Linked DNA regions of Mus musculus: region 1 is linked to region 2. Evidence: chromatin loops called from intact Hi-C (ENCODE). Cell type or tissue: gastrocnemius. All regions are shown on one strand. Links, peaks and the distances in the headings refer to the core of each region. The heading gives the core; the rest is flanking DNA.

What was found. Hi-C counts contacts between places; a loop is a spot of excess contacts. Peaks named below come from ENCODE experiments on the same cell type or tissue, not always from the same donor. Only the 100,000 strongest peaks of a DNase experiment are listed, where the experiment ranks them.
Region 1: it touches region 2 in a loop (2.9-fold over the local background); 5 of 42 quality-filtered maps call a loop at or near these places.

What each region holds. Positions count from the first base shown.
Region 1 is chr9:66,479,699-66,495,096 of GRCm38, reverse strand. It overlaps Herc1 (HECT and RLD domain containing E3 ubiquitin protein ligase family member 1), which reads right to left. Exons shown (of 78, transcript NM_145617.3): 60 at 14,062-14,235; 61 at 13,000-13,293; 62 at 11,375-11,440; 63 at 11,094-11,219; 64 at 10,060-10,198; 65 at 8,849-9,030; 66 at 8,018-8,173; 67 at 7,026-7,148; 68 at 5,665-5,767; 69 at 2,970-3,139; 70 at 1,803-1,941. Among named protein-coding and RNA genes, the nearest start is that of Fbxl22, 27 kb to the left of the region's middle. In gastrocnemius, for the core only: no CTCF peak of the experiment used is centred there; no DNase peak of the experiment used is centred there; H3K27ac peaks cover 1,094 bases.
Region 2 is chr9:66,390,610-66,406,007 of GRCm38, reverse strand. It overlaps Herc1 (HECT and RLD domain containing E3 ubiquitin protein ligase family member 1), which reads right to left. Exons shown (of 78, transcript NM_145617.3): 8 at 14,521-14,648; 9 at 11,204-11,348; 10 at 10,909-11,080; 11 at 9,238-9,372; 12 at 8,590-8,755; 13 at 8,045-8,170; 14 at 6,529-6,750; 15 at 6,088-6,240; 16 at 5,829-5,961; 17 at 3,293-3,484. Among named protein-coding and RNA genes, the nearest start is that of Gm30447, 45 kb to the right of the region's middle. In gastrocnemius, for the core only: no CTCF peak of the experiment used is centred there; no DNase peak of the experiment used is centred there; H3K27ac peaks cover 785 bases.

The sequences.
Region 1 (15,398 bases), core at 2,911-10,910, 90 kb before region 2:
TTTTCTGTTTGAATAAAGAGACAAAAACAGCCGGGCGTGGTGGCACACGCCTTTAATCCCAGCACTCGGGAGGCAGAGGCAGGCGGATTTCTCAGTTCGAGGCCAGCCTGGTCTACAGAGTGAATTCCAGGACAGCCAGGGCTACACAGAGAAACCCTGTCTTAAAAACAAAAACAAAAACAAAAACAAAAAACAAAAACCCCAAGAGAGAGAGAGAGGGAGAGAGAGAGACAGAGAGAGAGAGAGAGAGAGAGAGAGAGAGAAAGAGTTGGGGGAGAGGGTAAGTTCTTCCTTTCCTATTCAGTAATTGCCAATCTCATATTAACGATGCAAATGAGACCAGGTATTCATCTCCTTGGTGAGAGTTAGTCCTTAAGAAAAAAAATATCTCTGAGGAGTCTTCCCCAAGGATTTGCTGTGAAAGTAGGGAGGTAAGAAAAATGGAGGGGACCTCTAAGCACTCAGTCACACATGGCTTCAGAAATTCTAGGACCTTAGGCACCAGAGGCTAGCAAGTAGAAGATGAGGGCTTGGACAAGAAGTAACACAAATATGGGAATGATACAATTAAGGAAATGACTACAGTTGCAGGAAATGAAAGATAGAGCCAACCAGAGGGTCTTATTAAAGGAGACAACTGCATTTGTTTTTGTGTATGCACGTATGTGCAATGAAAAGGTCATTCCTCAGGATGACTATCCACCTTGTTTTTGGAGACAGGGTCTTCTTCCATTGGCCAGGAGCTTGTTGATCAGGCCAGGTTGGCTAGCCAGTGAGCCCCAGGGTTTGCCTGTCTATGCCTTCTTAGCACTGGGATTACAAATTTGTGCCAACACTCTTGGCTTCCTTGTGGATGTTTGGACTCAAATACTGGTCCTTATGCTTGTGTGGTATTTTGCTGAGTAAGCTTTTTCCTCAGTCCTGCCATATATTTTCAAGTCTTTTAAAAAAATGACTATAATGATTTTGTAATACTTAAAGAAATGTTAAAACTAGAGGCAGTCACTATTCATATTTTATGATGGAATAAACTGGCAGTAACTAGACTTGTATTGAGTCACTGAATAAACATCTTTTTGCTAATGGCTACTGGAGTGACAAATATAACACCTCAGAGCTTTTATTTTATTTCGTTAGTTTTTCAACACAGGGTTTTCCTATGAGGCCATGGCTGTCCTGGAATTTGCTCTGTAGGCTTGGCTGTCCTAGACTGCTTCCTGAGTGCTGGGATTAACGATGTGAAGCACCTCCACCCAGCTCTCCTCAGTTCCTTTGTGATAGTAAGTCTTGCAAAGCAACTGCCATCTTTTTATTGGTGTGTTTTGAGAAAGGGTTTTCCTACCAGCCCTAGCTGACCTACAACTTTCTATGTAGATGAGGCTGGGCTGGAATTCACATAGATCCCTTTGCCTCTGCCTTCCAAGTGCTGGGATTAAAGTTGGATCAGGATGGCCAGTTCTATTTGCTACCTTTTTATCGATACAGGTATATTTATACTTACCTATATAAGTGTATGTATACTTAGTAGAAGCTCTAATTTAATTAATTCTTGTTTGCCTAAAAAACATGCTGATTTCTTTGAGGACTGAGAGAAAGAGAGGGCATGAAGTTTGGCTATATACTGAAGTCTGCAGAAGAAATGCATGATATGAAATATTTATGGTGCTTGTAGCAAAAAGAATACTCCAAGCCTTGATGCATTTTAGACATGTTGGATGCAGTGAGAACTGCAAGCAGATAGAGCATCACGACACGACTGAAAGTAGAAGAGCAGCTGGAAGAGCACAAATGGTCCGTCTCACCTGGTGCTCTTGGTGGGACTGGTGGGGCTGTCCATGCAGCACTGTGGCAACGGCCCGCTGAAATCTGGCGGATGTTTTTCCCTTGCAGAACTGTTACCAGGGTTGGTTCTCGAACGTGGTTGGTGTGGCCTAGGCCAAGCTAAGAATAAAAAAGCAAATGCACAGAGATTGAAGAAGCAGAAGGCAGGCCAATGAAATCTATTAACATCTGAGTCATGCATCAACTTCAATAACGAATAAATTCAGCCGGGTGTGGTGGCGCATGCCTTTAATCCCAGCACTTGGGTGGCAGAGGCAGGTGGATTTCTGAGTTCCAGGCCAGCCTGGTCTACAGAGTGAGTTCCAGGACAGCCAGGGCTACACAGAGAAACCCTGTCTGGAAAAACAAAAACAAACAAACAAACAAACAAACGAATGAATAAATTCTGATTTCTCTATCACAGTAGTAGTCCTTATAAGTTTAGACTGTCCCCTAAAAGCATTAGTCTTAACAACTGGTCACACTCTTGAATTCTTGGAAGAGGTATCTTGGAAAGGGTAGGAGTTCTTGTTAAGTGAAAAAAGAAGGCTCTCCAGAACTCTTACTTAAGACACACTGGTTTCTGGGTACACAGATATAAAATATACATGGCTCCAATTCTCTGCTCTTAGCAGCAGCAGTTAAGTGTTCAACATCAAGGAAGATTTTGTCAAAACCTAACCAGGGAATTCCCCAAAGGCTCCTCACCATTGGTTCTCCTTTCATCAAGATTACTGCAACCACAACTTCCTGATCTGCTAATGCAGGTATGAGGAGAATGTAAATGCTCACTAAAACAACTTTGAATAAGAGGGTCTCTGATCTGAGATTATGGGAGGAAGTGAGGATGGCTCTGCTTGTGGGCTGAAAACCACTGTAGAAGCATCAGTCTCTCAGACATCTCCTACCAACGTCTCTCTTCCATATACAGATAGACAGAAGGACTAAGGACACAGACCTGAAGTCTTTTTACATTCTCTTCATTTTCATTCCTGCCCTTACTCCTGTGACTACAGGGGATGACAAGATTTCTTGCACAAGCAAAGGATTCTCTGAACACTAATATTTTAAAATACAAAGACACTCTTACAAATAAACAACACCGTCAGATTTCTAGAGTATGCAAGAGCAGCAAATATGCCATTTACCTGCCCTTCTGAATTGCTACCCCAGGCATAAACATCTCCAGTTGATGCCAAAGCAAGTGTGTGTTCAGCTCCAACAGCCACATCTTCAATGACCACTCCAGCCAGGACAGGGATTTGTTGGGGTCGATTATGATTACGAGCACGTCCCTCAGGCAAGCCTATCAATCGGTCTGGAAGAATAGCAAGAGGAAGTGTTATAGATGGCACCCTGAAGTTTGTGTTCTGTAAGAAACCATTAACTTCTTGCCTTAGAATGACAATCATGCAGGACCCTGATATAGCTGTCTCTTGTGAGGCTATGCCAGTGCCTGGCAAATACATAAGTGGATACTCACAGTCATCTATTGGATGGAACACAGGGCCCCTAATGAAGGAGCTAGAGAAAATACCCAAGGAGCTAAAGGGGTCTGCAAGCCTATATGAGGAACAACAATATGAACTAACCAGTACCCCCCAGAGATATATCTCTAGTTATATATGTAGCAGAGGATGGCCTAGTCAGGCATCAGTGGAAGGAGAGGCCCTTGGTCTTGCGAAGATCATATGCCCCAGTACAGGGGAATGCCAGGGCCAGGAAGCAGGAGTGGGTGGGTTGGGGAGCAGGGCAGGGGGATGGTATAGGGGGCTTTGGGGATAGCATTTGAAATGTAAATGAAGAAAATATCTAATTAAAAAAAGTGTTTTAATACACACACACACACACAAAAGAATGACAATCATGTACACAACATGGTGCAAAAACCTGCTATTCCAGCAAAATACACTAAATTTTAAGTAACAAGTCTGAGGCTATTCCTGTATGAAATGTTAGTCTTTTTATTTATATAGAAAATTAAAACTAAAGTCAGTAAGTCAAGGCAAGAGGGTTTTTCAATACTCTCATATTAAAAGGACTGACACATGTTCAACAAGGCCTTCAAGTTTCTTGTGTTCTTAAAAAGAATGACATTCAACCTGTTTTAGCTCAAATTTCTACCCCACCTCTCTCTTTACCCTTGTTGCTCAATAACCTCCAGGTCCATTAGGCATGGCATCCGACATCTGACCTCAATTTGTACAGCTGCCCTAAAACTTCCCCTCAAAACCTTGAGTTGACTCCTGTCTGGTTGCTGCAGTGGCCTCTCAGATTCTGGCCATAATAATCATGACACATAATTGTCTGAAAATATGGCCTGAGCTCTCCCAGGTCCCTGGAGACTCTTCATTATCCTTGCTAATATTCTATTCAAAATCTTCCGTGCTAACATTCCCTAGAATTCTACTCTGTTCTTCACTCTACATGTTTTCTGGGATTCTTAAATCAATGACTAAACCTATTACCTATTACCACTGTGTAATCAGTATCCTAACCTAGATACGCATACCGAATCCCTTTGGAGTCCTAGATACAAATTCCCAATGACCTGTTGGAGATCTCCATACGTATATCTAGAACAGAAGTCCCTATATGGTGGCTATGATTTGGACATAAAACGGTCCTAAAAGCTTATGTGTTGAAGCTATGGATCCAAACTAATAGTGCTACTGAGAGGATGCTAATTTCATCAATGGATTCGTCCACAGCTGAATGGTTACTAAGAAGTCAGACCTGGTTAGAAGAAGTAGTATCATTGGAGGAATATCATTGTTTTTTTCTTATATTTATTTATTTAAAAATATTATTTATTTTCATTTTATGTACATGTTTGAGTGCCTGCACGTATGCCTGGTGCCCATGGAGACTAGAGGAGCGTGTTGAATGCCCTGGAATCAGAGTAGAGATGGTTGTGAACCACATGGGGTACATGCTTGGAACCAAAGGCAGGCTCTCTAAAGAAGCACCAAGTGCTATTAACCACTGAGTCATCTTTCCAGACCTTTATTTATTTGCTGCTGCCTCTTCTTCTCCTCCTCTTGTGTGTGTGTGCACACATACAAGCCAAACTATATATGTAAAGGTTAGATTATTTTTCCTTTTCCACATGTGAATTCCACAATGGAACTCAGGTCTTACGCTCGGCAGCAAGTGTCTTTATACAGAGAGGCATCTTGCCAGACTGGAGGCATGTGTTGGAAAGATTATCTTGTCTCTAACCTTTTCCCCTTTCTCTGCCTCATATCTATCACAAGGTGACTAGCTTTGTTCAGCCATTCTCTTCTCTCAAGAGAATCTGTTTCTTCATGAACCCAGGAGCAATGGGACCATAAAACTACAGACTAACTCCTCGGCATCTGTAAAACAGAACTACACACAGATCCTTCTGCATCCATAAAACAACCACCTTTCTTCCATTCTGTCAGACCCTTTGTCATACCAAGGAAAAAGCAAACTCACACAATAACTACAGCAAGTTCCTTCCCTCCTGAGCCAGCTCTTTCCTTACTCAGAGGACTCAGTGCTCTGACAAGGGAGAAACTCTAGTCACAGTTGACTTCATCTCTCACACTGCCCTCACACAGCTCTCCATCTCTACAGCCTGACAGCAGCAGAGAGGAGGAGGTAGAGCTCTTGTCAGCCATTCTTTCATCAAGGGTGAAGGCTCTCACTTGAGAGTTAATGGAGAGGAATTTGTCCCTGAAAACAAATTCATCAAATAGGAGCACAGAGTAGCAAGAGAACAAGGATAACACCACTCAGAACTCTGTATGGACCTAGAAGGCAAACATTTTATAATATACACGTATAGAAAGTGATGTAGGTGGGAAGATATCTTACCTTGACCAAAAGTGTACACATGACCATCTTTAGTCAAAGCCACAGAAAACTGAGTTCCACAAGCAACCTTTTTAATTCCAATTCCACAGAGGACATCAACTTTCTGTGAAATAAAAGTATAAAGTATATGTTTGAAAGGGAAAAAAAAACAAACAAACAAGCAAAAATATCTCTTAAACTTTCCTACTGGCATTTATAACATCAAATACTGTCTTCAATAAAAAGGGCAATTGTTACTGATTTATTTTACACAAGTCATATTCCTAGAGACTCTTTTCCCCTACTGCTCTGGTCAGTAACTGTGTGAGAGAGAATGCAAGTGTCAGGAAGTCTGGTTAATGTCCTTGGGAACCCATGAAGTGGAAGCATTCCACTGAGTAACAGAAACCAAAGAAAACCATGACCTTTTAAAACAACATTGCAAGCTCCTGTGAGACCACAAGCAGCTTCCCATCAGTTTGCTTTGCTTTTAGCTTTCCCAGGTGGTAACAGCTGTCTTCTACATTCCCCACAGATGAAGTTGAAGTTGTCTGCTTTTTTGCACTCCTATTGAATATTCATCAAAGCAACTATTAACTTGTCACAGACTATATATGATAGTAAACTGAAGTTGAAAACAAAGTTATAAATTATGTCATGCTATTTAAATATGTAAGGAAATTAAATATGTAAGGAAAACCCATGCAGCAAGGCTGCACAGGAGGTCTGCAGAACAAAGAAACCTAAAATGTGAAGTACAGTTCCTAGTTAATTTTATAAGCACTTATTTTTCTATATATTTTTGAAAGATGCACAATTCATTGGTAACATGCTGAAACAGCAGCTGCAGGCTACTCTGCCCATGGATCCCTCCCATAAGGACCTGGGAGGTGCCTCTTCTTTACATGGGACACAGTCATACAGCACTTAGCATCTGCAGAGACCAAAGTTTATCCTTGTGGGATGTTTACATCCATTTAACCTTAGTAATGGTTTTTTAAAAGTCATGATCTAGGGGGCTGGTGAGATGGCTCAGTGGGTAGGAGCACCCGACTGCTCTTCCGAAGGTCCAGAGTTCGGATCCCAGCAACCACATGGTGGCTCACAACCATCTGTGACAAGATCTGACTCCCTCTTCTGGAGTGTCTGAAGACGGCTACAGTGTACTTACATATAATAAATAAATAAATCTTTAAAAAAAAAAAAAAAAAAGTCATGATCTAGAGTGTTGGATATTTGAGAATAAGCAAATGAAGGCCTTAAGCCTTCATTATAAATTATAAAAATGTTCAAGCTAAAGCATTTCCAATGTAAAAGAGGTACTGATATAAGCAAAACCTAATTTCTGTTGTATAAAAACTGATATTCAAGGCATAACTGACCTGAGGAGAAGACTTTGCTGTGGAATTTCCTAGGCCCAGTTTACCATAGTCTCCATCTCCAAAGGCCCACACCATGGAGCCATCTGCTGACACTGCCAAGGTGTGGTTCAGCCCACAGGCCACCTGTAGGAACAATGGAGGGCTCAGTGAGCAGATCCTCTCACCTCTCACAAGCTGTTTCCACGTTTCTCTCTTCTTAACTGAAAAATGTTATGTGTTGTTTCCCAAGATTCTTCCTGGTTTTGGTAATGGCTTCGAAGGTTAACCCAAACACATCAAGTACAATTCCCAAGATTCCTAAATAATTCGTTTTTACTTTTTTTCAAAGTAAAATCCTTCAAGCATCTGTAGCTAACTAAGAACATAAAAGTAGAAAAGTCATATACCTCAGAAATACTCATTTACAACAGAGGCTGTCTCAGCCATGACATAGGGAAGTCAAGACATCTTACCCATTATTGAGAAACACTTACAATGTCTTTATGCAGATGGAAAAATCCAGTTATACAACTCAACACTGACACACAGGAACAACAGAAACGTTGTACTGTGTAAAGGCAGCTTTGTGTTGGTGTTGTTGCTTCTGTTTGCTTGCTTGTTTGAGATGCGATGCTGATAAATAGGCTAAGCTTGAACTCTATCTAGATCTGCCTGCTTTGGCCTTTCAAATGTTGGTATTACAGGTATGTGCCACCACGCCCAGCTTTTAAAAAAACTTTATATAGCAAGTTGTTGGTAGTAATTTATGGATGGTATTTTGTTGTTGTTGTTGTTTTTGTTTTGTTTTGTTTTTTTTAAACAGTCACATCCAAAAGTTAGGGGACAAAAATGTGAATTTTTCACACTGGGAAAAAGTCATGAAATTATAAAGTATGTGAACCAAAAGGTACAGAGGTTAAATGCAACTAGTTAGTTCTGGTCTTTCTGACTAACAGAAGAATATCTAAGTAGAAACAGAAAAGGTAAGAAATTACTATCAACTAAAGCCATGCCTGTCCAATCTGATATCCCTCCAGCGCGGTCACTCTCTCTGGAAGTTTTTTGTTAGAGGTGTTTCCAAGACCCAGACGGCCATAGTCACCGTTCCCAAAGGTAAAGAGTTTGCCATCCGATGTTACCACTGCTGAATGCTTGAAGCCACAAGACATCTAGGACAGAATCAAGTAGAAAAAAAGTTTGTAAGAAGATAGACTAGGAAAGAAGTCATTCTCTTTTGATTATGAATGCAGCTGACAAGTGAGGAGCAGGTAGTCTGTCCATCTATTAACACAGACCTCCTGACCTGCCTAGCAGGTTTAGAAAAACCAAATAGGCCCTGGAACAACTGTCATCACTCTTTTGGCTGTGTACACTGACAGACTAAAGGAAATAAATGAGTGGAAAATTTATAGTAAACTCTGTTGTGCTACGTGATTTTACAATATTATTTTAGATCACTAGCTGATCTAACAGACATGCACATCCCTTTCCAACAAAAAGGAGTTAAATGAAAACGTCCCCACTACCTACCAAGAACTGCAAGGTAGGACCTAATCCTCTAGAGCTTTTTCCAAGAGTATTCAGCATCCTATCTTGGACTAAGTCTGCTGGCTTGGGAAAGTTAAGTTCATTCTAATATTAAAACCTATTTAATTTCCAAAAAGCTCAGTAATGAGCTGAGCCGACATAGTGGAGCCAAAAATAGTGAGCCAAAAATAGTGGATCGCTTATACTACTGCCCCTGGAATCTGTTTTTATACTACTCCTGCTAGCTAAACTTCAGAATGTTATTTAATAATACTGTATTTAGATTCAAAGGCAAACTTATGAATGCTGTGCCTGACCTGTACCACTTCTTCTCCTTGTAAGGCCTCAATCTGCCTTGGTCGCCGCTGTCTGTCACTGTTTCCATGGCCAAGTTTGCCATAGTCCCCATCTCCCCAGCTAAAGACTTCACCACTTTCTGTCAAGGCCATTGAGTGCCCATCTGAGCCACAGGAAGTCACCAGCTGGGTCACCACAAAACCTAGAAGATAGCAGAAACACAAGAGGTCTCAAATGATAAATAGTCACTCTTGCAGCTACTAAGAAAATGCCCTAAGATTTGAAAAACATCAAAATGGTACTATAGAATAACAAACTTTTTAGAATTTTGAATCAAATTTATAGACATAACCTTGCATATCTGGGAGCAACCATGCAAAATGATGAAGAAAAGGAAGGACAGCCATTACAGTCACTAATGCTCAATCAGGATTATCAAATTTTTCCTTTCACACAGATCTAATGGCAGGCACTCCCATTTTCTACAGTTGCAGAGACTAAGTTGGAAAGTGGTGTGGTCGTTATGCAAGGTTTCAGAGCCAGGGGCCAGAGAGCAGAGGGAGGAACCCCGCCCGTGTTCCCCCCTACAATGCAGCATACTCTGACCCAGTTCTGCACAAATCTCCTGTGAACTTACTGGGAAGCCTTAGTAGAAGCATTTACATTCATGAACAAGTATGCTCACCCTACAGCCTATAGGCCAAATACATCTGAAGATAGCTATGGGTGTGGCCTAACACATTTGCAGAGGATATCATATCACAGTGTTCAAACGTTGAATGTCCCTTATTGTAAGCTTTGGGATCCAAGAGACCCCATAGCAGTTTTTATTGCTTCTTCCTCAAGTGACATAAAACTCTGCCAGATGCCCTTTAAACTCTTTAGCATAGTTGGAGATTTTCATTAAACTATTTTTTATGTTAGTAAAACACACACTTACACACACACATACACAACTACCTAATTATGGTTTAACAATTTAAAAAAATCTGCTTATAATTTTAAACATTTGGTTTCCTTTAATATCAAGTACATATACGCTGCCAGATGTTAGCTCTCCTTCTTGTGAAATAGCTTAAAATGTGGAAATTAAGGCTGTATATATTACCTAACTAGAACCCATGCAGAAGCAAACTCCATGTGTTCACTGAGTTGGGAAGTTCCAGTGGATGCACACACTCCTACAATCAGGTCACAATTTCTAACCTTTCTAAATTCAGGGCAGCCTCACCTTGTAGGGCTGAAATCACAGTCAGCACATGAAGGTCGTCTGAATTTCCTTGCCCTAATCTGCCATAACTTCCTTCCCCACAAGCCAACACTGTCCCATTGGCCTGGATGACAAAGGTACAGTTCTGACCACATATAACCTAGTATAAAACACATAATTAACAACATTACCCTTATTTGAGTCAGACATAATCAAGATACACTGTGTACATGCATGAAATTATTTAAGACTGAATAAAAACATTACCACTCCATTACCCTTATTGTTTATCTCTAACACATTTACGGACATTTTAGATGAGCCCATGCACCTGAGGGTATCTCTACCAGTTCTTTATTTCCTTTGTACCAAAGTAGAAAAACTGGCCTACATGTAGCTTCCCTGTAACCTTTGACTACTATGCTTCTGATTACAGTTAAAGCACATCAAGAGTCCCATCTGAATGAAATAAATCAGAACCATGAGATTTCAGCAAACTGTGCAGAGTTAAACAAGATAAGAGAAGAAAGAGGAAAGGATGTAGGAAGCTACTAAAGACTGGTGGAGAAAGAGGCAGAAATTGGAGGGGACACACACAGGGAAGAGCAGTGAACTCTGGGACAGCTTTAGGTAGAAGAGAATGCAAGTGAAATGAGTGGCTTCAAGGATGGTTTGGGAATACAGTACCATGCCTAGAAGATGAAGGGAGGGGCATCAATAAAGTCTAGCTAAAGATCCTAGGTAGATCATGGTTCCCAAAGAGCACAGTGATTAAGATTAGCTCAGCTTCCATAAATATACACTGCCCTGGCCTAATATATTGTGGTATTAATTCACTATACTTGGAAGCAAGAAAGTTATAGAAACTTCTTAATAAAATGTCTTAGGTATAATAAAAGCTTAGAAAGGTTTTATTTGGAGGCTACATATAAAATGAAGTTCTTTAATGATTCACCACAATAGACCAAAAAACTGACAAGATTCAACCCCAAATAAGTTGCTGAAAGCAACTAGAATTCTCACATTTCTTCTCTGTTCTTTACTCTGCTAGTTACCTGTTGGGCTTGTGAGAATGAAGGCGCTGTAGCTGGTACCATTACGTTTCTTCCAGCTTCGGCCAGCTGTCCATGCCTGCCAGCACCCCATAAGTAGACATCACATTTACCTCCCAGGTGCCAGTCCTAAAAAACCCATAGGCACCCAAAGTTAGGTTTATCCAGTTGCTCAAACAAATACATACAGAGCACCAGCATTTGACAACCTCTACAGAAACACATGCATCTACAATCAAAAGGCTGAATGAAACCCACCTCACAGCAATCTCATCTTTACTGACCTCAGGTCTGGAAGTTGCCCAAGACATAATTTGTTCATCCATGCCATTGATCCACTTGCTGTTATCCTGCAAGACAGAGCACACATCAGAAACAATGATGCTTTGCCAGGACTTGTCTGCTCGGTTACTGATAACATTTCCTTTCTAAAGAACATGGTGATATGACATGTCAGGAAGAGTTGTTCTTATTTTCTTGCTATGTTGCTCACGTCAGCTGCCTTTAAACTCTTGGGGTCAAAATTCTCTTGGTTTTTCCTTCTAGGAAGTTCGGGTTTAGAGGCATGTGTCATCCCACCCAGCAAGTTTGGTATCATCATAATTTCAAACATGCGTTTTTTTTTCATTCTAATATTGGCTTTTATTATACACACTTTCATTATCACTGTTGCCTAGGTTCAAAGGTAACCATTCGTGTTTACTGAGTACCAAGGGGTGTAAGGCCATGTACAAAATCTACTGCCTCCTTAGATTCTTTGACTAGTTTAGTGGGTAGGTCTTGTCATTGTTTTGGGCTTCAGTTTCCCTATCTGTAAGATGAAATTAGGCCCAAATGGGGTTCAGAAAGAGCTGTTGCACTCTACTCCACTCTATTCCATGTTACTGAATGTACTCCTCTCCAGTCTATTATTTGTATATGGTGCTGGGGACTGTGCATGTCAGGCACAACCCTATGGAAGTCATTTCTTTTTTTTTTTTTTTTTTTTTTAAAGATTTATTTATTTATTATATGTAAGTACACTGTAGCTGTCTTCAGACACTCCAGAAGAGGGCGTCAGATCTTGTTACAGATGGTTATGAGCCACCATGTGGTTGCTGGGATTTGAACTCCTGACCTTCGGGAGAGCAGTCGGGTGCTCTTACCCACTGAGCCATCTCACCAGCCCCCATGGAAGTCATTTCTTAATTAAAACATATATTCAGATGCCTTTCTTTAATTAATTTATCTGTTTTATGTTGTATTTACATTTTTATGTTCAAATTTTTGCATACATAAACCATAACTAAAGTTTGGTCAGGTGCTGGCTTGTATTGGCATTTTATGATCATCACCATTTTCTATGGGTAAACACTATCAACTACAGTAAAAAGAAATGACACACTGAATGCTCTTCTGTATTCTCACTTGATGCTGATTACTCTACATTTTAAGAGTGGACTAAATCAGAATTTCTATGTGGCATCAATCTCACAAAATGACCAGAGGAAAACTAAAAATGTGTATGATTAAGGTACTTAACAAGCACCTACAGACAAAGAAAACAGAAAAGCATGGAACTATGTATGGAGTCAATAGATTCAGAAAGGCTCTGTCATCAAGAGACTTGAACAGCCATCCACTAGAAAAGTATATTCAGCCAGGCGTGGTGGTGCATGCCTTTAATCCCAGCACTTGGGAGGCAGAGGCAGGCGGATTTCTGAGTTCGAGGCCAGCCTGGTCTACAAAGTGAGTTCCAGGACAGCCAGGGCTATACAGAGAAACCCTGTCTCAAAAAAACCACCAAAAACAAAACAAAACAAAAAAAGGTATATTCAGTCTATCTAAGGGCATGTTGCTAGTCACTGGCACACCAAGCAGCCATAACACAGTCTCTAAGACAACCAACAGCAGCTCGAGTTTTGCTTACCATGAGGAGCACTAGCTCATCCTCAGGAACAGGCTCTAGATCTGGGACAGTAAATGACTCTGGAAACTGCGCTCCGTTGGTGAGGGCCTCTGCAGCCTTGATAGTGGTTGAAAAGCATTCTAACCAGGCCCACTCATTGGGATTCCAGGATGTAGGGTCAGGGAGACAGTTCTGATGGTGTGGTGGCACTGGAGGGTTACACAACAGCTGATCCAGATGAAGTCCCACAGCAAGGGAAGCCAAACATTGCATGTAGGGGCTATGAACAAGCTGGTCACCACAAACTACATGAGGCTAAGAAAAAAACAAAAGAATGCCACATTCAAGAGGAGCCTGTGTCAGATACTCTGAGTAAGCTTATGTTGTGAAAGCTTATGGAACTAGTAAAGAGAATTGTGTATATTCTTTCCTCAATTTCCCTAACATCATATATATATACATATATATATATTTATGTATGTATTATATATAAATAAAACCTTGTATAATCATATCGCATTGATAAAAACTAAGTAACTTATCCTGGTATAACATTAGCTAAACTAGAGCTTTATTTGGTCTTATCACTGACAGCCTTTTTTTTTCCAGAATCTGATATGGGATCATATTAAACTGTGTCTTGTGTATTTTTTCTTGATTATGAACAAAATCACAAAGACCTTATTCCTTTCACATCACATTTCTTCCTTTACCCCAGGAAATCAAAGGTAAATCCCCTTTACAGCAGTCTTTAATCATGGCAGAACAAATCTATCACAGAGATCATGGACATTAAATCCAGGCATATTCTTCAGTTAAATTAACTGGATATAAAGTGAATAATTTATATGAAAAGGAATGTATCAACACTAAAAATTTTGGGATCACAGTTTCATTTTACTCGAGTGAAAATAAGGAATGGACTTAAGATTACTGAACAACCAACTGCTTTAGGTATAATGACTTTACTTCTGTACAGATAGCTTCACATATTTCCCTCAAACTTCATGTCCTTGGGTGGTTTGTGGAGGAGATTCCAATTCCAAAGCACTAAGTACTATGGGAGTGAGGGCCATGAGTTACCTTTTCATAGGCATATTGCTCTTGAAGCATCATGGGTAGCCGTTCCAGAAATGCTCTCATGCAGGGAGCCATGTTTAATCCCAGAACACCCTGTTGTTTCAGGGCTGTTCTACAAGTTGCTAAAATGTGATTGGCAGAAGCCCATTCTGCTGTGCAATTAACAACCAAAACATCCTGGTGGAAAATAAATCATGCCAGATGATTAATTTGTTTACATAAAAGATTAAAATCATGCCATCACCACAGAACCTGAGAAATTCTCTCCAGTAATTAGATTAAGTACTTTGTCTTTTTACATATTTTAAAATGTCTACAGAAATTTTAAAAATCCTAATTTTTGTCTAAGTAAAATGAGTAAATAAAACAATTTTAGAAAGTATAAACTACCTTAACATATTTTCTTTAAAAACAGTATCAATTATCTGCCAGTTCTCAGACTTGTAAGAAAAGGCATGGAGTATACTTCACATGTCTGACACGACTATAGGAATACTAGCAGAAATAAAAATAGTTGTTTCCTCAGGAACACAATGTAAAATTTCAGAACTGCCCTACTCTATGCAGCAGGCTTGGTGGCTATTTGTACTGCTTAGGGTGCTACACGCTATATTGCCAATCTTAAGAAGAACCTAGGATTGGTCAGTTTTTATTTTTACTTTTAGTAGTTCTATTCACATATGATCATAGCTTCTTTTAACACTATGTAAGTACATAAAATATAAATCAAACACCACATTGATCTTGATATCACATCAGACTTGCTAGCATTTTATTAGTATCTTAAATTTCAAAGCCATGATGTATTTTGGATATTTAAATGTCTTTGAATATTTTTTCATAGACTGTAGTCTCCCCTCCTCCAGCCTGAAACCTGCTTGCTCAGGGGTGGAGCTTCCTGCTCATTCGTTCTGCCACGCCCACTGCTGGAACCTGCCGCTTTGCTGTTTGGAGCCACACACGTGCTCACCTTTCTACTGGACCTGAGATTATTCGGCGGGAATCGGGTCCCCTCCCCCTTCCTTCATAACTGAGTGTCGCAACAGTAAAATTTGAGCTTAGATCAGAATAACTGTCTTGGCTACATTTCTTTCTCTCGCCACCTAGCCCCTCTTCTCTTCCAGGTTTCCAAAATGCCTTTCCAGGCTAGAACCCAGGTTGTGGTCTGCTGGCCGGACACAACAATAGACTATCCTTTTGAGACAGTATAATGGTATAAAAAATTATGTGATAAAATCAGAATCTACTTGTGTCTTCCAAGGGAAATAAAAAGGAGAAAAAATAATCAAGCATCTTCAGCAAAGCCCAAGTACAGCAGAAAGGGTATTAGGTAAGAAATG
Region 2 (15,398 bases), core at 3,975-11,974:
ATGCACTAGCCTTCCAGTCTGGGCCGCCCTAAACAGACCTTGGGCCTGAATTCTGCAGCCAGTCCCACAATACCCAGAGGAAGCTCCACTCCCAGGAGCTCTAACACACACAGGATCCCAGGATCCCAGGATCCCAGGGGCTTGGTCACACCAGGATCTCAGGGTCTCAGAAGCAGCTTTACTCCCAGAAGCTCTGACACACCCAGGATCTCAGGATCACAGGATCCCAGAATAGCAGGATCATAGAGACAGCTTAACTCTGAGGAGTTCTGACACAACCAGGATCACAGGAAGAACAGGCTCCAGTCAGATATAGCGAGGACAGGTAGCACTAGCGAGAACCAGATGGTGGGAGGCAAGCATAAGAACATAAGCAAAGCTGGGCAGTGGTGGCGCACGACTTTAATCCCAGCACTCAGGAGGCAGAGGAAGGTGGATTTCTGAGTTCGAGGCCAGCCTGGTCTACGGAGTGAGTTCTTGGACAGACAGGGGTACACAGAAAAACCCTGTCTCCAAAAAAAAAAACAACAAACCCACAATCAAACAGGTGAAGGAAATGAACAAAATCATCCAAGATCTAAAAATGGAAATAGAAACAATAAAGAAATCACAAAGGAAGACAGCCCTGGAGTTAGAAAACCTAGGAAAGAGATCAGGAGTCATAGATGCAAGCATCACCAACAGAATACAAGAGATAGAAGAAAAAAATCTCAGGTGCAGAAGATACCATAGAAAACATTGACACAAAAGTCAAAGAAAATGCAAAAGGCAAAAAGCTTCTAACCCGAAACATCCAGGAAATCTAGGACACAATGAGAAGACCAAACCTAAGGATAATAGGTATAGTAGAGAGCTAAGAGTCCCAACTTAAAGGACCAGTAAATATCTTCAACAAAATTATAGAAGAAAACTTCCCTAACCTAAAGACAGAGATAGATGCCCCATGAACATACAAGAAAGTCTACAGAACTCCAAATAGACTGGACCAGAAAAGAAATTCATCCCGTCATATAATAATCACAACACCAAATGCACTAAACAAAGAAAGAATATTAAAAGCAGTAAGGGAGAAAGGTCAAGTAACATATAAAGGCAGACCTACCAGAATTACACCAGATTTTTCACCAGATATTATGAAAGCTAGAAGATCCTGGGCAGATGTCATACAGACTCTAAGAGAACACTAATGCCAGCCCAGGCTACTATAACCAGCAAAACTCTCAATTACCATAGACAGAGAAACCAAGATATTCCATGACAGAACCAAATTTACACAATATCTTTCCACAAACCAGCCCTACAAAGGATAATAGATGGAAAACGCCAACACAAGGAAGGAAACTACACCTTAGAAAAAGCAAGAAAGTAATCTTCTTTCAACAAACCCAAAAGAAGATAGCCACACAAACATAAAAATAACATAAAAAATAACAGGAAGCAACAATCACTATTCCTTAATATCTCTTAACACCAATGGACTCAACTCCCCAATAAAAAGATATAGACTAACAGACTGGATATGTAATAAGGACCCAGCATTTTGCTGCATACAGAAAATGTACCTCAGTGACAAAGACAGAAACTACCTCAGAGTAAAAGGTTGGAAAACAATTTTCCAAGCAAATGCTCCCAAGAAACAAGCTGGAGTAGCCATTCTAATATAGAACAAAATGGACTCAACAGAAACAGATGTATAAAAGTTAGGGTCATAGACAGATGCACTTAGCACTTAAAATGAGCAGAATGCATAGAAACACTTATCTAGGACCAGGTGGCTATTCTGGGGCTCTTGTGGTTCCATATCAAATTGAGGATTTTCTTTCTATTTATGTGAAGAATGAGATGAGGATGTTGATTGTGATTTCATTGAATCAGTAAATTGTTTTGGTAGAAGGTCTTATTTCATAATGTTAATTCTACCAAGCTATACACTTGGGAGGTCTTCAAATTCTAGTATGTTTCTTCATCTCTTTCTTCACACATTTAAAGTTTTCATTGTAGACGGTTTTTACCTCTTTTGTTATGTATATTCTAAATATTTGATTTGAGAAACTGGGAAGAGGAGTGTGTCCATGATCTCTTTCTCAGCATGCTTGTTACTCATATGTATTAAGACTGGTAAATTTTGTAAGTCAATTATGTATCATAAAACTTTGCTGAAATTATTGATAATTTCTACAATTTTTCTAGTCAAATTTTGGAGTATAAGATAATTATAATCTTCAATTGAAAATAATTTGATTTAATATTTTCCCATTTGTATTTAGGATGATATTGGCCATGAGTTGTCATACATAATCTATATTATGTTGGAATATGTTTCCTACAGCCCTACTTGTTCTGGGGCTTTTATTAAGAATGCATGTTGACTTTTTTTTTTTTGCTTCCATTGAGATGATCATATGATTCCTGTATATTTGTCCATGTATTTTGTTTATTACATTTATTTCTTATATGTTAAAAAAATAAAAAGTAAAATCAATATTAAAAAAAAACTAAAAAATGGATTAGAGATTACTATACCTAAAAATGCTACAATGTTATATAGTTTTATACACTGGTAATTAGCCCAGGGTAAATACACCTTGAGTTTTAAAGGATGCCTATATGACCTGATTATTACTATTTATAAGTGGCTGTGAAATGAATCATGAATGGCAAAGTTTTAAGTACAACAAGTGTATTCTGAAAGTGTATTAGGTCCAATCTCCTGAAAACTCAGATTCCTAATAGGAAGTATTAAAACTAATAAACTTTCACAGAATTCCTGCTTTTAAAAAAAAGTCAAATGCACTAACAAGATACTTTCTCAATCTCTATTTTAAAATTCAGCCAGTTGTCTATATATCCAAACAAAATAAGAAATATGTTACTATCAAATAGATTTTAAAATTATACTATTTATGACATAAAATGTTTAAATCGAATATAGTGATCCACTGATTATAAATGTATTATTTTAAATACCTCAAAGGAAAAAGGTAATGCTGACTAAAGTATAACACAATTTTGCTACTGTTTTAAGACACATCTTAATTTCAATCATTTCAAACTCTGAAGAACAAAAAGTCTTAGAACCACTGGCCCTAAAGATGCTTTTTGTAATGTCCAAAAACAACTTTCTTAGCTGCTGGATGTCAGTTGCCCACTTCAGACTGTTCACTCTTAGACAATATCACATCTTTTTGATCACATGAAACACCCATATTGTTGGGAATGGTTTTATTTGAGATATGGAAGAAGAACAATCTTTCTCAAGAGCATTGTTTAACTTCTTATTGCCAGTACTTACCATGAAGAGGCCACTGTAATTCTTGGTCTTCTAAAAGAGCAGCAGCTGGCAGGAGTCTATTAAGGCAATCAAGAGGTGGCAAGAGGTCGAGGAGGTAACTCAATAAAGGACGAGCCACTGACACCGGGAGTAACAGTAGGGAGTTAACAATCTGGCAGAGCATACTGCCTGCAGCTGACACATAGATCACATCTATGAAGAGCAAGAATGCAAGGTAAATCAGTTACCTCAAAAAAGCCTAAATACTTCTTCAGTTTGGAAAGAGTAAACAAATTCAATAACTTTTTGTTCAATACCTACCTGATATCATGTCATGTTAGTATTTACTATCAAAATAACACCTACAGACAGATACTTTGTAGAAAAGCAAACTTACCTTGCATGCCAACAAACTCAAAACACAGAAACTCTTTTCTTAAGATACATTATAATACCACATCCACTAATTTATCCCCACTTTTAAATTCAGAGTACCTACAACAGACTAAATGCTATTCTAGGTGCAGACACAGCCATGACCAAAGCAGCCAAAACTTTCCATCTTCCTATGATGCTAACATTCTAATAAGGCAAGTTTTAAAATAATTTTCAAATTAAGATCATCATAAAATATCTGCCCTTTCATTTTAGGGATTACTTTCCAATCAAATTTGTTCCATTATTGCACTGTACTCAGGGAAAGGAGGAACATTTAGAAGTGAGCTCAGTCTGAATGGACAATAAATTTGCATTGCATACATAACAGACAAACCAGAGTAATAAATAATAGTCTTGGTTTCTCAGCTGATTTCTCTTTCTTTTTTCTCTTTTTTTCCTCTTTCTCCCGTTTTCCTTCTTTTTTTAGGTATTTTCTTCATTTACATTTCCAATGCTATTCCAAAAGTCCCCCATGCCCTCTCCCCCACTTCCCTACCCACCCACTCCCACTTCTTGGCCCTGGCGTTCCCCTGTACTGAGGCAGATAAAGTTTGTATGACCAATGGGCCTCTCTTTCCACTGATGGCCGACTAGGCCATCTTCTGATACATATGCAGCTAGAGACACGAGCTCTGGGGGTACTGGTTAGTTCATATTGTTGTTCCACCTATAGGGTTGCAGACCCCTTTAGCTCCTTGGGTACTTTCTCGAGGTTCTCCACTGGGGGCCCTGTGATCCATCCAATAGCTGACTGTGAGCATCCACTTCTGTGTTTGCTAGGCCCCGACATAGCCTCACAAGAGACAGCTGTATCAGGGTCCTTTCAGCAAAATCTTGCTAGTGTATGCAATGGTGTCAGCGTTTGGAGGCTGATTATGGGATGGATCCCCAGGTATGGCAGTCTCTAGATGGTCCATCCTTTCTTCTCAGCTCCAAACTTTGTCTCTGTAACTCCTTCCATGGGTGTTTGTTCCCAATTCTAAGAAGGGGCAAAGTGTCCACACTTTGGTCTTCGTTCTTCTTGAGTTTCATGTGTTTTGCAAATTGTATCTTGGGTACTCTAAGTTTCTGGACTAATATCCACTTATCAGTGAGTACATATCATGTGAGTTCTTTCGTGACTGGGTTACCTCATTCAGGATGATGCCCTCCAGGTCCATCCATTTGCCTAGGAATTTCATAAATTCATTCTTTTTAATAGCTGAGTAGTACTCCATTGTGTAAATGTACCACACTGGTAAGAAGGACACATGTTCCACTATGTTCATAGCAGCCTTATTTATAATATCCAGAAGCTGGAAAGAACCCAGATGTCCCTCAACAGAGGAATGGATACAGAAAATGTGGTACATTTACACAATGGAGTACTACTTTTTTTAAGAGAAAAACTACAGAGATCAACAAGAAAACGTTCAATAGGCAACTAGAGGAGCTCTGGTGCCCAGGAAAATCCTCAGCTAGGTGAAAACATAGAAACACATGCATGGTGGTTAAAGACAATTAAACTAGATGAGCCTATTCAGAATGGAAAGAGAATTAAAAGCAAAATTTAGAGGATCCATCCCAATGCAGAAGGGAATATCCAATGTAAGAAAGGACAAATCCTTCAAGAAGTCACAGAAAATCACTGGTCAAGATGGGTAAAAAGAAAGCCCATGGGAGAAGGTACTTCAAGAAGGAAATTGAACAGGGTGTGGTAACAACCCCACAACCTTTGGTGGATCACTGAGTCAGAAGGATTGCTTTGAGATTGAGAACAACATATTCTACAGCAGAAGACCCTGTCTTGAAAAAATGGAAGGAAGGCAGAATACTGTCAAAATAGGCAGTAAATAAAAATGTTACTTTATATCATAAATTAACTGTTTGAGTTTATATCACCTAATGCCTTCAAGTTATATCTATATATCTATTGAGATAATTAGACCTTTATCCTTTAAGATCAATCACTGCTACATCACCCCTAAACCAAGATGAAAGTAAACAATGAATACAAATGAAACTCAGGATTATTTCTCCTCCACACAAAGATTATCAGGCCCTCTTGATGTTTTGGAAAAGTTCGATGACTCTTGCTTTATAACCACTGGTTAAATGTGAAAGTCAACATCAAACTCACCTCTCAATTTTTCTCCAACACTGCCATTCCAAGGACTTTCTTTAAGCAAATTTGCGGAACGTGAATAAATATCTGTGGCATGAGGCAGCAAAAGCTGAAGATGTTTATGAAGCAATGCCACACTGCTTGAGTTCTGCAAAGAAAAAAAATCCCTAAATTACTATTCTGAAATATCCAAAGTACAAAAATAATATGATATCCCCAACTATCTGAGCTGTATGTTCCTAGTAGAGCATCATGAAAAGCATAGAATTCATACCTCAGTAACATTATTAATGTGGCAAAAAGCAAGCAGTTGTTTCTGTAATGAACACAGTAGTTCATGAAGATGAGCAGGCTGACTGTTCTCTGAAGATGATGTTCCAAGAAGATATTTATCACTATTCTTTTCCAGCTCTCCAAATGCTTGATCCTAAAATTACACATAATGAAGATTATATTTTAAGTATGTTTAGAAAACTATTTTTATGTTTATTCTTCTTTATTACATGAGAAACACTTGATAAAATTTTAACATGTCATTTTATAATTTTAAGTTACATATTACTTGGCCACCACAGTATTTCAGATCTGACATGTTTCTATCTTTGGAGAAGGAAATCTAAAATTTTATTTATATTGCTTAAATGTTACAATACTTTGACCTAAAAAGATCCTTACCCCTTTATTCTTTTCTTAATATATTGAAAAAGCAAGGTACCGTATAAAACCCTAAATTTCTTAAGAGAGTCTTCATTAAAATTTCGGCCAGATGAGTGTCTGGATGGCAGATCTGAGAACCATATGGTTGGTCTGACAGGTTTCCATATCCCATGCACACAGTCGAAAGGTCAGCAGCATCGGAAGGTGAGCTATAGCCAAGAAGGGAGGCTACATGGGTATGATCTTGTAAACTTGTCAGAATTATATCCAGTTGCATTCTCTAAACAACAATGAAAAAGAAACATATAACTAGGATAACATGCATTAGAAGAAAATTTCGGACAAAAACTATACTATGTTAATTAATCCACTTACTTGTTTGATAAACAACCTTTAAGTATATAAACATTTTTAAAATAAATCTTTTAAAGATTTATTTATTTTATGTATATAAATATACTGTAGCTATCTTCAGACGACACACCAGAAGAAGGCATCAGATCTCATTACAGATGGTTATAAGCCACCGTAGTTGATGGAATTTGAACTCAGGACCACTGGAAGAACAGTTAGTGCTCTTAACCACTGAGCCATCTCTCCAGTCCATAAATATTTTTTTAAGATCTATTTATTTATATGAGCACACTGTAGTTGTCTTCAGACACACCAAAAGAGGGCATCACATCCCATTACAGATGGTTGTAAGCCACCAGGTGGTTGCTAGGAATTGAACTCAGGACTTCTGGAAGAGCAGTCAGTATTCTTAACCACTGAGCAATCTCTCTAGCCCAGGAAGTATATAATTATAAAAAAAAAAACTATTCAGACAGTACCATTTGGAAAAATGTAACAAATTTTTAATCTCATCTTTTATGATGAACAGCTAAAATTCTAGCTAAAATAATGTAAATAATTTAAGTACTATAAGTAGGCATCAGTAGAAAACTCCAATAGATAAATTATATTCATGTTATTCTACAAAAATATTGATGAAAATTGCTTATTCTATTGTTTGAAAGAAATCACTTGTAATTTGAACTATGCAAAATACTTACTGAAAAGCATCTTGGACATTATACTGCCAGTAAATACCATGCTTCTCCTCCAATCTATAGCTCTAAAATTAACTCTTCTACTTAGAACAGCAAAGCATTTATTTTCATGTGCTTAAAACAATAAAAATTAAAAATAAGCATACTCACATCTCAAATACTTTTTGCTAATGACCTTTTCCTTTTCAGATATGCACCTCTAGGCATCGGACTAACAGCGGTAACACAAGACTGATTTTAACTCAGTACTTACAATAAAAGAAGGGTATCTGGCTTGACACCATAATCAACACTAAAAAAATGAATCATGACTCTAAGAATAGACTCCGAGTTAACCTTGTAAATTATCATATGCATCATTTCAGGTCATTAGACATCCAACAATTCTTCCAACATACAATATCAAATAGTCAGGATGCACCGCAACTAGCAAGCATATTTGTGAAAAGACTTGTTTGCTTTATTTTCCTCTCAGTCCTATTTCCTGTGCTATGAATGGTATATCTACATGCAAAGGCTTACCTGTCCTTTGGATAAGCTTTCCCATCTATCAGGTCCTTGGGGTAAAAGAGAATGAAGTAATTCCATCCGTTCTCTTAATGGAGGTAACAGCATGGTTGCTCCAACTGAGAGTGTTTCAATTACCACCTAATATCCAAAAGCAAAGAAAAAAGGGGGGGGGGAAAGGGAGAGGGGGAGGCAGAGGGGGGAGTAGGAGGGGAGGGAGAGAGATCAGCCCAGATCTTCTCTTTCTAAAAGCAACATATGAAAAGTGAGTGCACTAACTTCTGGGATTACACAAGTCTAAAGGTGCCATGTGAGAACCAAAAGCATGTAAATCTTTTTTTATTTAGAGGGTTTAAGGACATGATGGCTCACACCTTTAATCCAGCATTTGATAGGCAGAAGCAGCAGGGTCTCTGAGTTCAAGGCTAGCCTGGTCTACAGTGTTCCAGGACAGCCAGAGCTACACAGAGAAACCCTGCAAACCCTGCAATTGAAAGTATCTAGTATACTTCTGAATATCATCCAGCTATGGCTTCAGGCCACAGATTCAGTTCTCTTACCTCTTGGATTTCATCTGGGACAGTTGAATCCATCAGCCTGAAGAGCAAATTTCGAAGTGGACCTGCCTGTCTCCCAAGAATACTGGTAGCTACCCCTCCCGCCAGGGCCAGAGCAAGGTGATTTGAAAGCAACTTCAGGCACAGCTTAAGAAAATTATGGTGTTCCCTGAAACAAAACAAGAAGCATAAAAGTAAATATAATATAATATAATATAATATAATATAATATAATATAATATAATATACAGTTTAAGGAACTTTTTTTTTTTTTTTTTTGGCTGTTCGAGACAGTTTCTCTGTGCAGTCCTGGCTGTCCTGGAAATCACTCTGTAGACTAGGCTGGCCTCTAACTCAGAAATCCACCTGGCTCTGCCTCCCAGGTGCTGGGATTAAAGGCATGCGCCACCACTGCCCGGAAGAACATATTTTTCTCTTTAAAAATTGTCAAGTGATGACCAATGATAAATTTTAAAATATCATTTCTGAAATTATATATAACCTTTAAATATCACAAAGTTATTAATAAAGTTTAGTTCTTTTCTAGCTTACAAAGAAGACTCATGTAATTTGGAGAAAAACAAAAAAGAATAAATAAAATTTTGAAAAGAGTAATTAATACGTATGAATGCATAAGTATCTACAACATACCTTGATGAAGGGAAAGGCAGTGGGGGAATCTCACTGTTTATTTTATCACAGTATCTCTCAAGAAAAGATCGCAGATGTGAGAAGGTACTCTCTTCAAGATCTACACAATAAGGCCTGTGCCATGCAACAACTTGTCTAGAAGGAAGCATAAGAAAAGTATCCAACAGCCTTATAATGAAACTTCTACACATAATCAAAAATAAAAAACAAGATCTAGTGGGGAAGAACAAAACAAAACTAAACAGCTTCCTTGATCTAAAAGTATAACAACTAGGTTTTCAGGGGTTTTTGTTTTGTTTTTCTTTTTCTTTTTTTTCTTTTTTTTTTTTTTTTTTTGTTATTTTTCAATAATCTGTTTTGTTTTACAAAGAAATCCAACCAAACAAGCAATGAAGTTAAACAAATGTTTTAAATCAATAAAGCCTAGTTCTGAATTTAGTTCATTTCCTCTTAATATGAAGATATTAAACTGTATATGTGATATTACACATGTGTTCACGTGTGTGCACGTGCATGTTGGGGTGCAGGTCTACATGTGTGGAGAGCAGAAACTGATGACCAGTGTCTTCCTCAGTTGCTCTCTACCTTATTTTTGGAGACAAAACCTTTCACTGAACCTAGAGCTCATTATTTTGGGACTAGAGACTGAACTCAAGTCCTCATACTTGTCAGGCAAACAATTTACTGACTCAGCCATCTCCTCAGCTTAGTACTTAACTTTTAAATCATTCTCTAAAGATAGAGAATTCAAAATGAGAAGACAATCAAGTATCTTAAATACAGCTTCTTCATTTTGAAATATATGTGACCTCAATATACATGAAAGGAAATCTACATGTTATTTCTATTGCAACAGAGTCAACATTAGAAATTATATATACTTTAAATAGCATATATATTAGTTAATCTTAAAATCACATTAAATTTTATTCTACATTTAGTAATACTCTTGTAGGGTTGCATATAAACTGTTCTGCCAATAGACTCATGTGTGGAAGGCTTGGTCTAAGCTAGTAGATACAATATCGAAATGAGGTGAGCTGTTCTGCTGTACCACGATGTTCTGACTGACTTCAGACCAAGGCAATGGAGCCAGAAGATGTTAGACTGACACATGTAAGCCAAAGTAAATCTTTTCCCCTTTAAGGTATTTATATAATTTGTTAACGTAGGCAAAGATATTAACACAATTACCTATATGAAAAAAAAATTTTGACAACTCTAAATGACTTTAAATTAACTTGAGTATGTATACATGGAAGCTTTGTCTGTGAAGAGGCACTGTTTACTTTTCACATGTATAATTTTACAAAACAAAGAAATCTTAAGATAAAACCAATACCCACTCCCAATAACCCTGACACAGACATGATACGTTACCATGAAGAGCAGTAGAGTAGTATGTATGTACCTTATTCTTATTGTAGAGATCTGTATGTGTTATTCTGTTAAACATGGGATCAATATACTTACTATCAAAATCTGCACTATTTAGAAATTAATTTTAATATATTATCATTATTATTATTATTATTAAATTTAATTATTTATCTTCTGAAGTACACTGTGTGATACTGACTTGATTTTAGGACATTCAAAGTCCTAAATAGAGAACAATATATATTTAAAAAAGAAAAAAAGTGCAAGCATATTTAAGTATATAGCACTTACCTGTCCCTAGGGAGAGCAGTCCATGCCAAACTATGTGATGTTCCAGCTGAGATCTGCTGAATAGCTATGCCATCTAAGCCACTCACTTTCTTTGGTTTAGTAATAGGACCTGTTGAATTTCCCTGGCCACATTGTCCCATGGAGTTATTGCCCCAGGCATAAACTTCATTATCTAAAAATAAGACATAAAGTATAAAACTTAAATTTAAATGTAACACATTTACAAAAAATAATAATTGGTAATTGGCTACAAAGATGCTACTTAAAATACTAAAACAAACAAACATGACTTTACCATGAGAAAGAGACAAACAATGACTATCTCCAATTGAAATATCAACTATTCTTGTGGCAGCCAATTCTTCAATGAGCTTGGGTCTCAAAGCAGTAGCTTCTGAAGAACCACAACCTAGACAAGCCCCACAGCCCCAAGCATAAACCTGAAACGACAGAAATACAAAACACATAAATTCCGAAAATAAGTAGACTATTAACTAAAATTATCAAGTTGTGGTACCTTCCTGGTATTAAAATAATATTTAGTGTTTTAATCATTTTAAAGATGGTCATTGTACTCTCAGAAGACTAATAAACAAGACAGCTGTAAAGCAAACATACCAGAGGTTAGCTGCCTCATGTGATTATCCCCACCCCTCCTCTCCAATTATCTCTAAAATACACACATAAAAAATGGAAATATTAAACCATTAGCACACCCAAGAAAATTAATAGTAATTACTTCTTAGCAAATTATCTGCACCTTGTTTGTTTCATTAAAAAAAAAAAAAAAAAAAAAAAAAAAAAGCCAGGCTATGATTGTGCACACCTTTAATCCTAGCACACAGAAGGCAAAGGAAAGCAGTTCTCTGTAAGTTCAAGGCCTGTCTGGTCTACAGAGTTCCAAACCATGTCTGGAGCATTCCCCCAGCTTCCCCCAAAAAGAAAAAGGTCACTATCATTTATTGTACTATTTTTAAACACCCAGTGTATAAACAGATGAGCAGCGAGATAAAAATAAACTGGTCACAGGTAAAATGAAATAAAGACAGGAGAGTCTCTGCTAAAGTTACCACTAACTGGCTTGCACTTGGCAAAAATCTAAGCAATTATGGAAATAATACCTTAAAACTTCTAGTTATTACCAGATGATGGTGGCACAGGCCTTTAATCTCTGTACTTGAGAGGCAAAAGAAGGCAGATCTCTGAGTCTAAGGCCAGCCTCTATAGAGTAAGTTCTAGGACTGCCAGGGCTACACAGAAACCTTTGTCTCAAAAGAAACAAAACACACAACAACAAAACTTCCATTTACATGTTTCTTACATGGTAGACGAGAACAAGGAATGATTAAAATTGATAACATGAATCACAAAACTGATCTTAATTATCACATATGAAGAATATGTGAATTGGAAGTCAAGATAGCTCCGCTGACCATCTTTGTTACTAATAACAAAATGACTAATGATTGACTTAGCTGTCCAGGACAAGATGCATGAAGAGAAGAGGGAGGTGAAAGGAGGAATGTCTAACAATAAGGTAATGCAGCAAATCAGCAAACCGAACCACTTCCTCTTTCCACTGGCTTTGATAAAATTCTACACACGCTTTTCTTTATGCCACAAAGGCTTTTTATGGTTATTATTTTTGTTTTATCTTCAAATTATTTTAGATAAGACTAGTACGGTCAGGTTAGATTTCTTCTTCAAAAGAAGACCATATATCCATACCAGTTATCAGAAAACGAAATTAAGTACAGAATATAAAAGAACTCCAGCACAGCAAAAGCCTATTCAAACAAAGATTAGGAACTAAACATGGAAGGAGATATTACTAAGACTCTAAGTGACTCTGTGGTGGTCTAACTAGGTATAGGGCCATAAACTCATGTGTTTGAAAGCTTGCGTGGCCCATGAGGATTGGCACTATTAGGAGGTGTGGTCTTGTTGAAGGAAGTATGTCACTGTGGGAGGAGGCTTGAAGGTCTCCTAAGTTCAAGTTTCACCCAATATGAAACGGTCTCCTTCTGCTGCCTTTGGACCAAGATGTAGAACTTTCAGATTCTTCTCTAGCAACATGTCTGCCTGGAGCTACCATGCTTCCCACCATGATGATAATGGACTAAACCTCTGACTGTAAGCCAGCCCATATTAAATCCTTTCCTTTATAAAAGATCACTTGGTCATGGTGTCTCCTTACAGCATTGGAAACCCAAACAAAGACAGACTCAAAGTCCAATACAGCACTGGTATTCAGTAAGGCCCTCTGAGTTTTCTTTCAAATATTTTTAGCTGAGCACTAGATTAAGAACATTTGTAGCTCAGTTGGTACACAACTTGCTTAGCATCTAAAATTCCCAGATTTGATCCTTAAAACTATAACACACACCCAAACAAAAATTACTTGTCTTGCATTTTAGGCATTATATCATGCCATATAAAAATAAATTACCTTCACGTAAACTTAAGAGCTACATTTAGCGGAAAAATAGCACTGAGTAGGCCTGAAGGAACTGAGACAAATGGATTGAAATGCTCCACAGGTATAACAGTAGACAGAATGGCTCATCAAAGTATTTCTTCCTCTTTATTTCTGTAAACATACACACTGGACTTCATATAGCTTAATATGGCCATGATACACAATTTCCTTTGGAATATAACAGATTTACTGTTAAATAATTATCATATACAACCATCTGGTACACAAAACAAATTATTTCCTCTCTCATAAAATGGAAGTATATGACACTGAAAGGAGGTCTGAGATTTGCTTGTGGATATAATCAAGTGAGCACTTGCTGATTTCAATCCATGGATTCTTACTACAAAACCAACTAGGAGGAACACATGAAAGATCATGTATTTATACTAGAATATTAAAGTATGCAATTGACTCTACAATAGAATAAAATGAATAGTTTGTGTTAAGTTTTTCAGCATATGGAATACTCGAGTCTTTCAAAAAATAACTAAGTTAAATGTGAATTTCAGCTTTGCTGATCATCTACATTAGCCTAACATACAATGGACTCCTACATTCAAGCCCAAAGTGGCTGATAAACTCAAGGATATCAGCCTGGTCCTCTTTGGTACTACTACTTTCCATCTGAAGGTGTTCTCTTTACCATCTTTTTGAACATCTTTTTTAGTTCCTATCACTGTCCCCTCAAGTTTTTGTTTTGTGCCCCCTACTTTTCTTTAACAGGAAGGAGCTCTGAGGATCCTTGATGATTTGGGTGTGAGGGTTATAGGATTCTAAGCACTAAATGAATTTATTTATTTTATCGACTTACTTCAAAGAGCAGGGTGCTAAAAAAGAATGTATCTAGATCACATAAGCAGGTAAGAAAACCTGGCTCATCTTCATCTATTATATTTGAAACAAAATTAAGTATTTTTTTCTCAATATGTTGTCTTAAAATCTTTTTCTTAGCTGGGCAGTGGTAGCACACAGCTTTTATCACAGCCCTTAGGAGGCACAGGCAGGAAGGTCTTTATGAGTTCCAGGCCAGCCAGGTCTACAGAGTGAATTCAAAGACAAACAAGACTAAAAAGTTCTCTTTTACCTAGTCCACTGAAATACTCTTATGTATGTTTATTCCTTCGTCTTACCTGCCCTGTTGATGTCAAAGCAAGTGAAGATTGGCTCCCAGCACAGACTTTGCGAATAAACATTCCTTGTAAAGCTTCAATAACTTTAGGTTTATATACTCTGTTGGTATCACCATGGCCAAGTTTGCCTACATACATGGAAAAAAACAAAAAAAAAAAACAAAAAAACAACAACATTTTTTAAGTTAGGCAACTTAAGTCCATTCTTCTTTCTTCAGCACTGAATTTAATAAAGTACTTTAATTTTTATAGCAATGACCTGACAGACTTAGAAACCTGTAAGTTCCTGATAGCAGAAGACATTAACAAATGAACATGTCTGTTTCAAGAAAGTTAACAATCAATAACTAATAGCCATTTGTGTCTTATGCTCATTCAATAAAAGCTATTTTAAAAAGATACAAAATAATTTTCTTTATCCCCCTTTAACCATATTTCTAACTTTTTCCTCTTTTAGAATTAAAAAAACTTTTAAAGGTGTGTGTGTGTGTGTGTGTGTGTGTGTGTGTGTGTGTGTGTGTGTTTGAACATGTACATGTGAATTTCCAGAGAGTCCAGATGAGGGTGTGGGATCTGTGACAGATGGTTGTGAGTTGCTTGATATGGGTGCTAGGAACCAAACTCCAAACCACTAAAAGAGCAGCAAATGCTCTAATCCATTGAGCCATCTCACCAGTGCCTGCATTTCTACCTTTAAATGGTTTGACACGCTAACCAGGAATTGTAACACAGGCTTATAACTCTACTACTCAAAAAGCAAAGTCAGAAAAAGAGCTGCAAGTCTAATGTTATACAGCTAGACCCTGTCTAGGGAGGGAGTGAGAGAGGAAGAGGAAGACAGAAAGAGAAAGAGAAAGAGAAAGAGAAAGAGAAAGAGA